2 separate regions of the Homo sapiens genome follow, and region 2 is linked to region 1. A link is a contact called in ENCODE Hi-C or POLR2A ChIA-PET data. All regions are on one chromosome and are shown on one strand. Each heading gives the region's core, a stretch centred on a gene start or an enhancer-like site at or near the end of the contact. The rest is flanking DNA. Distances are from core to core; before and after follow the strand shown.

The links. A loop is a pair of places that touch in the nucleus more often than their neighbours do. ChIA-PET counts read pairs that join two places held with the same protein, here RNA polymerase II (POLR2A). Pooled maps may share reads with other maps.
Region 2: a loop to region 1 is called in a map of Calu3, with 12 times the contacts of the local background. The contact joins two enhancer-like sites. A Hi-C loop is called at or near these places in 8 of 168 maps with a recorded cell type or tissue (CD8-positive, alpha-beta T cell, Calu3, aorta and 5 more), 4 of 37 single-sample maps with no recorded cell type and 25 of 50 pooled maps. POLR2A ChIA-PET finds 5 or more read pairs at or near these places in 1 of 52 experiments (PC-3).

Annotation. Positions count from the first base shown.
Region 1 is chr15:95,258,263-95,265,169 of GRCh38, forward strand. No RefSeq gene overlaps it. Among named protein-coding and RNA genes, the nearest start is that of LETR1, 65 kb to the right of the region's middle. Within about 2 kb of position 1,334, at least 8 of the 41 ENCODE cell types and tissues checked have a DNase peak (open chromatin) inside an H3K27ac peak, as active enhancers do.
Region 2 is chr15:96,889,203-96,896,607 of GRCh38, forward strand. No RefSeq gene overlaps it. Among named protein-coding and RNA genes, the nearest start is that of SPATA8, 110 kb to the left of the region's middle. Within about 2 kb of position 4,254, at least 2 of the 41 ENCODE cell types and tissues checked have a DNase peak (open chromatin) inside an H3K27ac peak, as active enhancers do.

The sequences.
Region 1 (6,907 bases), core at 84-2,583:
ATATACATACATATCGCCATATTTTTCTCTCAAAAAGTTAAAAATGACTTGTGGATTTTGCTTAAACATTTAAAAATTCATTTTTTCAATGATCAAGAATTACCAAAATGATTGATATTTGTGTTGTTATTGTTTCTAAATATAATAGTGCTGCTTAAAATGGTCATGATATGCATTTACTTTAGATGACACTTTAGGTGACTTATAAAATGCATAGTTTAGACTGCATAGGCATTCTGAGTTTGCATTAACATAAAAAATGTGCATTCTAATCCCACTTAGGTAACATAGAGAAAAAGTCTACACATCAGGAGAAAACAACTAAAATGGAGATAGGAACTTGTTTTTTGGACACCTTTTGGCACCCACCATCACAGATTTTACAGTCTCAATTTCTCCTGCACAGATCCCACTGACAAAGGGTATTACATTTTGCTGACATCAGTGACCTGGCATCACGGAATTATTCCCTGCTTCGGTTTACAGAGGAATAAACCAGTAATTAATTATATATCAGAACATGAGAATCGACCTGGCAATAATGTACAGGCTAAGAACTCTATTTACATATGTAGGTTATTTAAAATATGTCTTGTTAAATAAATATTTAAAACACTTCCTTATTTAGCTTATACACTGTTTGGACTGAAGCTGCAATCCTCATTGCAGAATGTTCGAAAGAGTAAGAGTGTTGTCAGAGATTTTCATCTCTGCCTGACCTGCAAAATCTCCTCTTTGTGCATGGCAGGGCATACAAAAAATCTCTTTAATGAAAACAACAACATAAACTATCTCTATTGGCACTGACATAAATAATGAAAGTAGAAATTTCATCCTGAGAAAATCACAAAACTTATTTTTAGGTTGAGGGAAGTAGAACAAGAGGCCCAGGCATAAATTAATCACAATCGACATGACCACCTCAGAGAGAGCAGTTAAAAGTAGACAGTAAGGGAAACAAATGATTTCACAGAAAAATGTTCTCCTCGCTGTTGGTCTTTTTCCCCTTGTAAATATCCAGAATTGCTTTTAAAGTGGAAATAAAATAAAATACAGGACTTAAGACTTTTCCGTATCTCTCAAATCAATATACAGCCACAATTTTGAAACAACCATAATAATGAGAATACACAAGACAACTCCAATAATGTGGGAAGACAAACTTTGCAATTCACATCATGGCCACACTAAGACTCAGTTAGGGTCCCAGAAGGTATTCAATGTATTTCTGGGGGCTCAGAAATTAGCTTTTTTTGGGAGGATATCTCTATACCTGCAACTGCCCAGTTTTCTCCAGAGCATGTTTGCTCCCTTCAGAATGGAATCCCGACCATGACGATTTCTGATCCACCAGGGGGAGCAGTTCACCAGCACAAAACAAGCCTTCCCCAAAGGAAGTCGCTGAAGGCGCCTTTTCCTCTCAATTTACACAGCTGACAACGACTCTGATTTTTATCAGTTCTCCTAGATGTGGCACTCATATACCTCATACTGATTTCATATGCCTGACCTCATGCTGGTGGGATATGTGTTGTTCCATCACGGACACATATGCCCATGAGCAGGTTTTTCTGTAGGACTTGACATTCAGTCCTTGTAATTTATAGAAATTCCTTGTTTTATTATAGGAAGTAATTTAGTCTCTGCTTCTTCGCCAGCTTTTATGGACAAAACCGATAGATTTATCAAACTGCTTATTTCATACTTATTCTAGGGCAAGGACATAGTGGAGAAGCTGATCTTTGGGGTGTGTGTAAGGAGGTATGTGTGGGAGAGGTACTCCCCCGCAAGGTCTTGAAGCCAGGCATCTACCACAGCTTGCTGATAGCACCCCTTCTTTCTCCAGCAAGCCTTTTTCCTGCCCTCAGACTAGAGCCCTGGGACTCGGAAGGAAAACAGCTGCCAGAGAAAGGCCAGTGTTGGTGATAAGCTCTTTGTGTGCAAGCTCAGACTTGAGACCAGCCTGTCCAAACAAAACAGCGGTGGACTTCAGGAGAGCTGTGTATGGGTAGAGAACCTCAAGCCTGCTGGTGAAAAAGCCAACCAGAGGACTACACTAGCCCTTGTTTTGCAAATGGCTCCACAATCCACTGAAGGAATTTCCCTAGGGGCGCCAAGTTTTAACTTTGACAGAAGCCAGTCCTTTTGGCCCCTTATCCCAAGTCTCTACCCTGGCACTTCAGCTCACTGCTCTCTGACAGTCCTTACTTCTTAAGGTGTAGACTCTGATCAGCAGCTTTGGCATCAGCTGGGAAATTGTTAGACATGCAGAACCTCAGGCCCCATCCTGGACTTTTGGAGTCAAAATCTGCCTTAAAAAAAAAAAAAAAAACAGGTGACTAAAGTGCATGAAAGTTGAAACTATGCACAAAGACTCTTGTCTCTGAATAGGTCTGCTTCTATTAGGATGCAGAAAAGATGCATAGTTGTGTTCTTCAAATAGAAGTCATAGATGTCAAGATTATTACACGGCCTTATCATATACGTAACCAAACTCTCAAAGCAGCAGGGACAAAGCAGAGAATTTAGTCTTTCAAAGAAAAGACTTGGTTCTGGAACATAGCAGCTTTCTGGCACCTCATTTGTACTTCATAGGTACTGACTCCATTGGGAAGATTAAGTGAGCACCTGACACACAGAAGATTCAGTTGACCCTTCTTTTCCTCTAAAATTGAGTTTTCAATCTATGAAAATCAACCCGGGATTTGGCTATTAACATTTTTTTCTTTAACTTTACTATTTTCTGCCTTTTTTTTTGAAGGTAAGGTTTTGCTCTGTCACTCAAGCTGAAGTGCAGTGATGCAATCATAGCTCACTGCAGCAGCCTCGAATTACGGAGCCCAAACAATTCTTCTATCTCAGCCTCCCAAGTACCTCAAACTAGAGGCACACGCCAATACACACAGCGAATTTACTTTATTTTATTTTTGTAGAGATGGGGGTCTCATTATGTTACCCAGGCTGGTCTTGAACTGCTGGCCTCAAGTGATCTTCTAACTTCAGACTCCCAAAGTACTGGGATTACTGGCATGAGCCGCCTTGGCTACCTTTGCTAATATTTTATTACTTCTGAATAAACCGTGGAGAAAGAAATAAATCTTAAGCCATCCTATATATTTACTCATTAGTTGCTTTGTTTAATGGCTTTGAAGAGGAGAAAGTTGAAAGAGCTAAAATAATCATTTGAGATTTCTGATGAGATTCCAAGACTTACCTTGGACACTGTTTTATCAAGGCTAACTAAAGAAGGGGAATTTATTCTAGAAAAAATAATAAAGAACTATCTCATTAAAAATACCCCCCAAACAGCTAATTTCCAACCACACATCTGTTAATATTGTCTCCTGAACACTCACAGCTGGATGGAGTTAGTGACAGGTATTTGAGGTGTCGTAATAGGACACATTGTCTGTATTTCTTTGATGACTTAAGGAGCAATATTCTGCATTGCTCATTTTTTCTCTGGCCTTTACACTATTCTTTTGCAAATGCTGTAATGTGATATTCTGAATTTTGGCACAAATTCGTTAGAAGGCAAAACTATCCTGAGTATCAACTGCTTGGTTACCAAGTTGGATGTAATCCCTTCCGAGGAAAATCAGTTATAGAATTATGATATTGGGTTTATTTCCTGACAGGGTAGAGATTTAGCATGGCAGACAAGAGGGAAGGCTATCCTCAAATCTGATGTCCTGGTTTTGCCCAGGCCTGACCAAGACATTTAAATTCTTCACACATCGAAGAGACTCCTGGGTTCCGGGCCCCTCTATAAGGTCTGGGGTGGGCATGGGGCAGGGGAGGGTAAACATGCAGCTCAATGTGAACAGCGTGGGAGGGAAAATTGGCTTGCATACAGGGAGCTAATATCCAGAGAGTTTTTGACAGCTTCTCCCAAGATCTTCTTTCCTGCCCTTCCAGATGGCCTTCCTCAGACAGTTTTCCTCTCTGGGGTCTGTCATTCAATTTTCAAAGGAAATAGCGACATTCCAACGACTAAACTAAAGAGAAGTATTTACTTGTTATTCCAGACCTACTTCAAAGGACATACAGATTTAATAAAATATAAGCAACTTCGTTATTTACTCCTCACCCCTAAACCAACTTCATTGTTTTACTCAGTAGTCCAGATAATTTCCTTACTATTCAGTTTATATTCCAGAACATCACATTTTATCGGTTTCAGCTTCCAAATATTCGGCATGATGTGCCCCTACCCCAATTAATATTATAAGCTTCTGTAGAAACCTAGCAAGAGGAATGTTGAATTAATATGAATGTATCTGATTTATTAAAATTTCATCTTGAATAGAGATGGAAAGAATAGGCAGAGAAAGGGAGATAAGTCTCCTCCTGATGCAGACTCATTGCCAACACCAAAAAGGGTGAGAACCTCAGGACTGGCTCAGAACCTCAGGACAAATATACCAGCCCCGGTCAGAGCTGGCTCTGCATAGACTGGAAGTTAGAGAAGGTGAGGGTCTCATTTTCAGGGTGCACTGGATAAATTAGATATAACAACTCAGTGAAATGGGAGCTGCTTGCTTTTAAGGACACAGATCTTCCCGTTCCTTCTGGGTTTCTTAATTTTTATAGCCATAATCAAGGACGATAAAATTGTTTTTTCTTGTTAAGCATTAATGTAAAAGCTGAATAGTTAGTGTACATTATCACTGCTCTTTTTTTAAGCGTTGTAGCCACATTCACAAATATCAAAGTCCTTTGCAAGATGAAAACAACCTCAGACATGTAGGAGTGGAGTATTGCCAACATCTAGGAGAAAAAATAAAATGTCTTTCATTCTTTCATTCCATCTTGGGCCAAATTTCTTTGGAGAGGGACTTTTACTGGAATGTGGTAAAAATATAAAAAGTCTGAATGTCGCCCATAAGTGCCTTTCATTGGTATCCCTGTAAAACGAGAGACAGAGAGAGAGAATCCTAACATTTAAAGGGTTTGGGGATGAAGCCCTTCCCTTATCTTTTAATCTTTTATCCTTATAAGCATTTCCAATCTGCAAAGGAAAGGGATGAATCCTAGAAATGATTCTCATGATGAACCTCGAGGTTAAAAAGTGGTTTTCTGTGGCTCAATTCTGTTGAATCTTATCCAGGCTTATTCATATCTGCAGTATAAGGCAAGAGAAAGAGTTTAGAAAAATGAAAGATTATCAGGAAGAAACAAAGCTTGCATTCTTAGGAAGTTTATCATCAGAGCAGAATTTTCTGATACTGGGTACGTATTTCCTATGTCAGCCTTGCTCTGGAATCTTCACTTAATAATAGACCCACAGGAAGTGTCCCTTGTCAAGCTATGGTAAAGAGTTAATTGCTTTTAAATCATCTTAAACTGAGGCATCCTGGATTTCAGTTAGGTAGCTATCAAATTTTTGAAAAATACTTCAAAAGAACAACCAATGCTTTACTCTTCTGACTATCTCACTTTTCAATTTTTGATATTTTATTTTATTATTTTATTTTTTGTGTGTACAAACATGCCTTTGAAATATAGACCACAGCAGGGTCTGTCAACCTCAGCACTCTTGATATTTAGGGCCAGATAAGCCCTTGTTGTGGGAGACTGTCCTGTGCATGATAAGATGTTTATCAGCATCCCTGACCTCTACCCACCAGATGCCAGTACTAACTTTCTCCTTCCCCATTTATGAAAATTGCAACTATTTGCAGACAGTGCCAAATGTCCCTGAGGGCAAAATCACCCTTAGTTGAGAACCACTTCACTGCTTTTTAGCTTAGTCCATGCTGAAACATTCTGTGACCAAGGGTCATTCTGTGAAAATTTGTATAACAACTCTTTGGTTTTAATATAATAATAACAATTATAATTATAATTATTTATTATTATCGGTATTGTTGGAACTAAGTTTGAGATCTATCCATAATAGCAAATGCTTTAGTATTTATTGGAGTCAGTCAGCTTCTAAACGTATCTCAATTGGTTATGAGCCAATTTGCCACCTAATTTTGGACAAGTTATTCACCTCTCTATTACAGAGTTGTCTCATCAGTAAAACAATTATACTACTCATAATTCTGACAAGTAAGAACAACTAATCCAAACAATAGGCTACATGTTGCATCTATGTGAAGGGACTACAAGAAGCAAAACTGTACAAAATAGCAACTTAAAAAGCATAGGAGGTTACATAAATATTAAATATTAAGCATTACTGGAATAATGTACAATTGTACTTCTCTCCTAAAAGGGTTAAAGTATGCCCTTAATACCAAGAAGAAACTTGGAAAATGGGAACATAACTACATAATATTCATCTGAAGAAATATCTATTATTCAATGTGTACATATTTCTAAATTCGGTTTCAAAAAAATTACACTCTTCAAAATAACCCCAGATAAACAGATATGTATGCAATCTAATGTGAAGGAGATTTTCAAAATGACATTTCATGAAAAGACAGAACACAGGATTAAAGCGCATGTGGAAGGATCCATTTTGCAGAGGTCAGATGTGTTGTGAGAAACAGTAAAATCAGGTAATAAAAGTAAGGACGGGGTAACACAGAGGTTGGCTTAACAAAAATAACAGAAGCTGATTCGAAGCTGGTCCTAATACTGTACCTAATTCATTCAAGTGTGCCTGGGCCCAAGCCCAGCCCAGAACAGAGTGCTCCGATGTTTAATGTGTGGTACAGCAAGTAGGGCAGAAGTTGGGAACAGAACACCAACCTTACGTCTTTGTGTTTATTAAGCTGTATCGCATGACGTTCACCTCCCTAAACGGTGTGCTTGGTGTGTCATGGGATACTGTGATGTGTAAAAGAAGGTAGCAGAGGTAGATTCAATCACTCCCACCAACAAAGACTTCTTTCTTAAGCCCTTTGAAAGGGTCTTTGGACACAGTTTCCTTGTGTAACAATCACTAAATCCT
Region 2 (7,405 bases), core at 3,004-5,503, 1.6 Mb after region 1:
GTGTGTGTGTGTGTGTGTGTGTGTGTGTGTGGATTTCATCAGTTTTTCTGTTTTAATGGTTTCTTTTTTGCCATTGTTTATCTGCCAGTACCCTGATTATGCAGTTGCCCTTTATAACCAAAAATGGATACTTTTTTTTCTTCCTGCGGTAGAACTTCAACAAATGCTGCTTTGAATCTGAAACTGGCAGAACTGATGGAAAGACAAGTACCAAATGCTCAAGTATATCTGACATGATGCATTTGAAGCATTTTGTATCTTAGTAATGAAAGAAAAAATTGTAAACTTGAGTAAATTATATTTAATTACAAAAAGTCTATAGAATATAGAGGTAAATTGAGAGTATAAAGTAGCCAACTGTTTCTGTTGACTTTAAATAGTGTCAATTCAAACACTATGTCGGGCAAATGTTGAAAAAACTGAAATGATCAGTGTAGATTTTAGTTCAATTTGAAAAATATTTATTTAACTGCCAATCTTATTAAAAGAAGAAACCTTTTAAAGTATATTGGAAATAAGTTGACTGCTCTCTTACCTAAAGGGATCTTAATTATAAATGACTCATACATAAAAAAATTAAAATGTAGCAAAGCAATACTGAAGGTAATATAATATAAATATTATATAAAATTCAAATATATCTAGTATATTGCATTCTTCAAAAATAATCTGGGCTGGAATTACTTTTTATGTGGCACAGACCTCTCCTGTTCCCGGCAATTCCAGAAAGTTCAGAAGTCACGTGGGAAAATATTGTAACATGGGAAATTATACTTAATATTAAATATGCAATGAATCAACATACAATGGTTTGTCTAAATGTTGACAGAAATCATGTGAACCATATTTTTTATTATGTAGCTACCCTAAGATGGAAAATTGTTTGGTGTTCGTTTCCAAAAGGAATCCTTCGTCAGAATGTTTGTGGGCTTTATTTTTTTTTTCTTCTCTCTCATTCTCTTTCACTTTCTCTTTCTCTTTTAAGGTAATATACTTTGCTCTCTGTGAAGCCCTTTGACTTGAAGAAATAGTGATCTAAGATAATGTCCTGCCATCCAGAAGAATTGTAGGCACGGGAGAGATTGAAATTGGTGTGTAATGTTATTGCTTCCTTCATTTCATAACTGTAAAGCAATGTGCTAATCAAAGAGCCAGTCTGTGTGCACATGCGAGCTCTCTGTCTGGGAGGCAGACCTGATGCAGACCAGAACCCCTGCTTTCCAGGTGGGCTACAGTCTATGAGGCTCCTTCTGTGTTCTGTATTTTGACTTGCTTAGACTTTCAGATAAAACTTAAAGTTACAGCAATATCTTTTTTTTTTTTTTTGCCAGAGTTAAGTCAGATAAACTTGAATATTCAAGTTAATGTTTATTTACTGACTTACTTCAATATAGAATATTTCTTTTTTTCTTTAAAAAGAGTGCTAAGAATATTTCCGAGCTTTGCAGGATGCATCTCATTTGGGTCTCTTTTTTCTTACTGGGGCAAAGTAAATATACAAAATGAACCCCACACCATTTATATCAGAGTAAGAAACACAAACTTTAGATGTGATTTTAATATGATGCATGTGGGGAAAGGATTCCACAGCAACTGCTTAGTACCATCTTTCATTTATTTTTTTGCCTAGAATCCTGGACAGGGTGGGTCATTTTCTTCACGCATTGCTCCTGTTCACATTTTTTTTTCTTTCTTTAAAATTGCGGAGGCTTGGCTGTTGCTATTTGGTGTTGCTTGACCCTTCTGGTCTCGCAATGACTCCCGGGGGTGAAGGAGAGCTTCCTAAAGTTCTGAAGGAGAAAATTTAATCAGCAAAGTAATCATTTCTGCTGTGATGGAAAAAAGGAGGCCGGTATGAATGACAAAACAGCTGTGGACCACCAAAAAAGTCAACTGGAATTGGAAGGAGGGAGACCTAAAAAAAAAAATTGCTTCGAAGGCATAGCATTAAAGGGAAAATGAATCAGAAAAGAGATCTGAAGTGCTAGAATGCACTGCTTAATAACTTTAAATAGTCCATTGAGTCTTCCGGAATTTTTTTTGTTCTTCTTCAAGAATAATCTGCTTACATCGTTAAGACCTCAGCTAAGCTCAGTAACACAAATTACCAGATGTTGTATCCCCTAGTTTTTCCATCAAAAGACCAACCACCAAGCTTGTTGAAAGAGAAAGGTCATTGTCCCTCCCTGGCTATAAAACTATTTTTGCAACTCCTAACAAATGAAATGAGAATACCTTTCAGCTGTAGAAGGAACCTATCTCCCGCTCCTTCGAAGTCCCCCTGTTTGGCTTTGTTATTTTCTAATAACGCACTCATGTGTAAGCTAATAACGTGAACAGAGGGAAAATGAAGAGACTTAAAAAAAAAAAAAAAAAGGAAAAAAGCAGAATGAATTAGGGCAATTGAGGTCGCTCTGTTTCATTTTTGCTGGAAGGATTTTAGCCCTAGTTTTTACCTTATCGCTTATTACACAATTTACGATAAAATGAGATGTGATTCCATTCTTATTGTTGTGCTATAGTCTATTGAACATGCATATATAGAATTCATTTCAGATTTAAACACTATCTTAATTATAAACTGAATAAAATGGACAACCTATCAGGTTTTCTAAATTGCATTCTAACAAATAGTTTCATTTTTTATCACATTTCTACTGTTGACATATTGGGTATAATAATGTTCAGGGAATATTCCCTTTTAATGCAGTGTCTTAATTGTGCCAAAGTATTTCCCATGTGACAACTAATAGTTTATTTCTGACTTACAAGTTTGAGAACTTTAACCGTATGTCATGCCTTGCAATATTTTTCATGATGATCTGCTTAAATAACACTATCAGGAATTTTTTTTTGTTTTAAAATCACCTACAAATGATATATATTTTGCATATTGAAAAGACATCATAAGTATATTACATGTAACTTTCTATTTTCTTTAATAAATAATGTGATTGCTTGTATTTAGGATTCATTTACAGACACTTTTCCAACAAAAGACTTACGTACATTAAGTTGAAAATATTGAAAGAAATATCTCAATTGTGATTAAAAATGAAATACCCAGTTAATGGAATATAGAATGCAATTTTTAAAGAAAAACATATGTGCCAGAACCTGAAAAGTTAAGTCTTATTTTTATATTTACTCACTACAAACTGTGAACGTTGCTTTAAATGAAAAATACGTACCTGATTAAACATATAGTTTTAAAGTAGTCCTAAATATAGTATATTTAAAGTAATCCTTCAAAGTAATTCTGAGTTAATAGCATGGGTCCTAATCCTCAGAATGTAATGCTATGTATTCTTTAAAAACGCTGATTTGTATTCATATGATATTTTAAAATGTAAAAGAATAATCATGCTGAGAAAAATCTGACATTGGAAACTGAAGACAACATATAATTTTGTAATTAAAGGTAAATTTTTCATATGTGCAGCATTTGTTGAAGAATTTCTAACTTAAAAATCACTTAAATTTAATTTTACATGTCAAATACATAACTATTTCACTGACACAGGGGAAAGAATTTAATTAGCACTTTAATGTTAATTGTTTATTAATGTGTTAAGCTTATCAAACTGCCTCATTTAACTTAATAGATATTGCTATACTTTCGTATATTATTCTAATAAAGTATACAATTTGGATTTTTTTCCCTTCTTTTTCAAGTTCCCATGCAACACCTACACGTAAACCTGGCCAACTGGTCTGTTAGAACAGAGCGGGGTGTTTCCTGAAGTTTGAACCTAAACTATTAAATAAAACAGTTATCCTGCAAGACCCAAGAGCTATTACTGCCTACTAATGTCGTCTTGCAGATACTTTTTTTGAACAGTACACAAGAAAGTTGATTCATTTCTCTCTCTCTTTGACTATAAGTAGGGGGTTGTCCAACACACACACACACACACACACACACACACACACACACACACACAATTTTTAGTCATTTTTTTCAATTTAAATGATTTGCTATCACAGTTACTCCATCTTTTATCTCTAAAATAGTTTCAACCCTGTTAATGTGTGCATGTACTTTTTTCTTATCAGCCTCTCAGCAGCATTTGTGATTCATAGCAGCCATCAAAGTGATAATAAACTCATTCACAATACTAACAAACACGGGGCTCCCAGTTATTTACGAGGCAAATTCACTGCAAGGCTGGGCTGTGGAACGGGAGAATCAAGATGGTGTTGATTGATAAATTGACAGGTTAATTTACAAGTGGATAATAGGAGTTAGACCCAGAGGGAAAGAAGGAAGGTCTGAATTCTAGCTTGGTTGCACTGCCATCTGTCTTATGCCCAGAAAGCTGCAGGACTGCTGGCTGGCAGGATCAAATACATACACATTCTTCATAACTTAAAGACAAAGACCTCCATTTACTGCTTTTTGATGGGTTTGTTGCCTTGGTTCTTCACACAATTGACCCTCAATATGTCACAAACAGTGCCACGTCTCAGTGTTTTTTATAAGTGCCACTTAGAACATGACTTAGAATAAGTTATTCTGTCAGTTTCACAAAAACAATGAACAAAATTGCTTTCAAGACTATATTTCACAAATATTAATTGTCATTGGATTGTTGAAGAGTGAATGCATTCTTTCAGATTTCCAAAGCCTCTGAGATGTCCTTGTTCTAGGATGTACATCGCCCCCCACCACCCCCACAAAAAACACACATATACCTTTTCTTTTTCATCCTTGGTATTTAGATGCTATCGGTCTAGCTATTTACAAGATAGGGTAAAGCAAATTGTATGAATCTCATGTTAAACATTTGCATCACTGTTTTTCCTAGAGTTTTATTGTTGTAAATTTGAACATATTTCATAATTTTAAACAATAAGTTTACAAAGTTCTTTTCAAAATGGAGTACTAGTGCATTTGTTTATGTTTCATTTCCAGTGAAATATTTTATTGTACAGGCCAGCCATTTTTATTTTAGTTTTGTAGGAACAGGCCATTAAAAATCTTTTAGGTCTTGTGTAACAGGGACATATTATCATAAGTTCTCAGGAAATTGCCTCGATTGGGCTAGTGCCACTGTGAGTTAGATGGCAAATTTGCAACTACTGTCACTTTGGGAGAAAACCTAGTCTTTGGTCTTTTAAAATTGGTTGGTTAGCAGCAGTGGCTATGCTGGGGGCCTCCAAAATTGCCGGGCTGTGGTTCTTACTTGCCAGCACTTATAATTCTGAAAGTCGCCGGTCTCAACCCAAACCTTTTCTCCCCATATCGCTACATTGTAGGCGAACACCCTTCTCAGATTCCAAATCCATTTAATGCTTAGTTCATGTTAAAACTTGGTAGGTTTGAACAAATACTGAGGAGTTCAACACATTTTCAAAGGAAATTGAAAAAGGCACAAAAGAGCATGTCTGCTCAGCTTCTGCAATTCATTACGAAATGCCAACACTAATACTATTTTTAAACAGATTGCTCCTATTAATCAAGGTATTAAAATAAACTATTAAAATTATGCCTCTAGTTGAGTAACATGAGAAAGCCCATGGAAAATATCTGGTCAAGAATGAATGTCAGAAAAATAAAAACAAATAACTTTGCATGCATGGAATTTTATGGTGTCACAAGGTTAAAAATGTCCCCTTAAAGGGTAAATATCCTTTGAAAAGAAAATGCATTTATGTGTGAATGGGAGGTTGAATGGCCTTTACTGCTTTGTTTAAACATAGACAATCATCTTTGTAATTTTTTTTGGCAAGTTGTATATTTTTCAAAAGAGACTCATAAAAGATCGCATGTTTAAGATTGCTAATTTTTCTTGATGTGGTGACTTTTTTATTAAAAGGGAGTCTTTTCTTCAGTAAAGTGTTTAAGTAGTTTTTAAATTTCACAATCTACAGATTGAAAACCTAAATTCTTTCCTCAGACTGTGAAGCAAGGCATTTTCTTTCTGAGGACTACTTAAACTTTGCATTATATATTTTCTATTTAAAGTCTCAGTGACAACAAGTGTTATGCAAAATAGGAAAATAATTGATAAGACAGCTTATAGAAATGTATGCTTTTATACATATTTATATAGGGAATGTAATAGAAGAAAAATATGCTCAAAATTTAGTTTAATACTTATCTCCTGTCTCTAAATTCCAATTGTAAAACTGTTAGATTCATAGAGGCATAATTTCTAATATATTATACTTTTTAACTTAAAATATGTTAACTTCCTAGAGATTTGTTTTTAGTGAATAATTCTCAAACCTCATGACTCCACTAAGATGTAGCAGAACTCGTTTTCATCAGAAGCATGTTGACATGGAAGAGAATAAAGGCCCAATGCAAGAATGGGCAGTCATTGATAATTTTATTTGTTTAAAATTGTGAATTATTTTTAGTAAGTGGACTTCTCTCCCGTGCACAATTAAGAAGAGGCTTTGTCTTTTTTTCTCCTCAGGTACTAAAATAAATTCTGAAGCCAAGATAACAACAACAACAACAACAAAGATATCAGATCTAATATCCCACCCAATTTCTGAGTTAAGCCAGTGACAGGTATATTTCGAAGCAAGACTATTTAGACACATTGATTTTTGTTGTCACTTTCTTCTTATTTCATATGTCACATCAAGGCTTGGAAATCGGATGAATGTAAGAAGGGTCCGCTGATCACTGTTCCTCAGGAGGAATTTTCAAAGTCAGCTAGCTGTGCTTGATGAAAGTGGTCCTGCATAGAGCTCCACTCTGCCTGCAGGGAAGTTTAGGCAAACTACACTTTACCACTTCACTCCTATTACTAGGATTCTTGGTTGTCAAGGAGGCATCTATTTAACTGAAGTCTGGTAAATCTCAAAAGTAAAGTATTAGGGAGGAAAAAAAGCTTAAATCATCTTTTTTCCTCTTACTTCAAAGTCCTTTTAAATGAACATGCAACTCCAATTCTGGTAAACAAATTTTATGAAGTAAGTCGTGCAGGTAATGCGTTCTTCAATTGTATGCTTCCAGGATAACATGTTGACATCCAATCTTTGTGTTTTGAAGAGTTTGTAATAATAAATAGAAATCAATGCTGGAGAGTGAAGGGTGCATCAATTATATTTCTTTTATCTCAAAGATTCTTTCCATGTTGTATCTATCCTTCCTCGTGAAATTTTTTTCACATTGTAAAGTGTACTGTAGCTTAATTGGCAACATAGATGCTGAGTGCTGATCAAGTCTAAATTATATTTGACAGAAATGAAACTGGCTTTATTTTATGTGAAATATAAAATATTATCATGGTCCTTGAGTTTGAAAAGGGAGATTGTGCGTGTGTGTGTGTATGTGTATCATATTTAAAAGGCAATTTCTGAATAGGTATAAATTTTTTAAAAATAAGTTAGGAAAAATACTGAATAGCTTTTTAGTCCTGAAAAATAAGCGAACAAGATAGTTGAA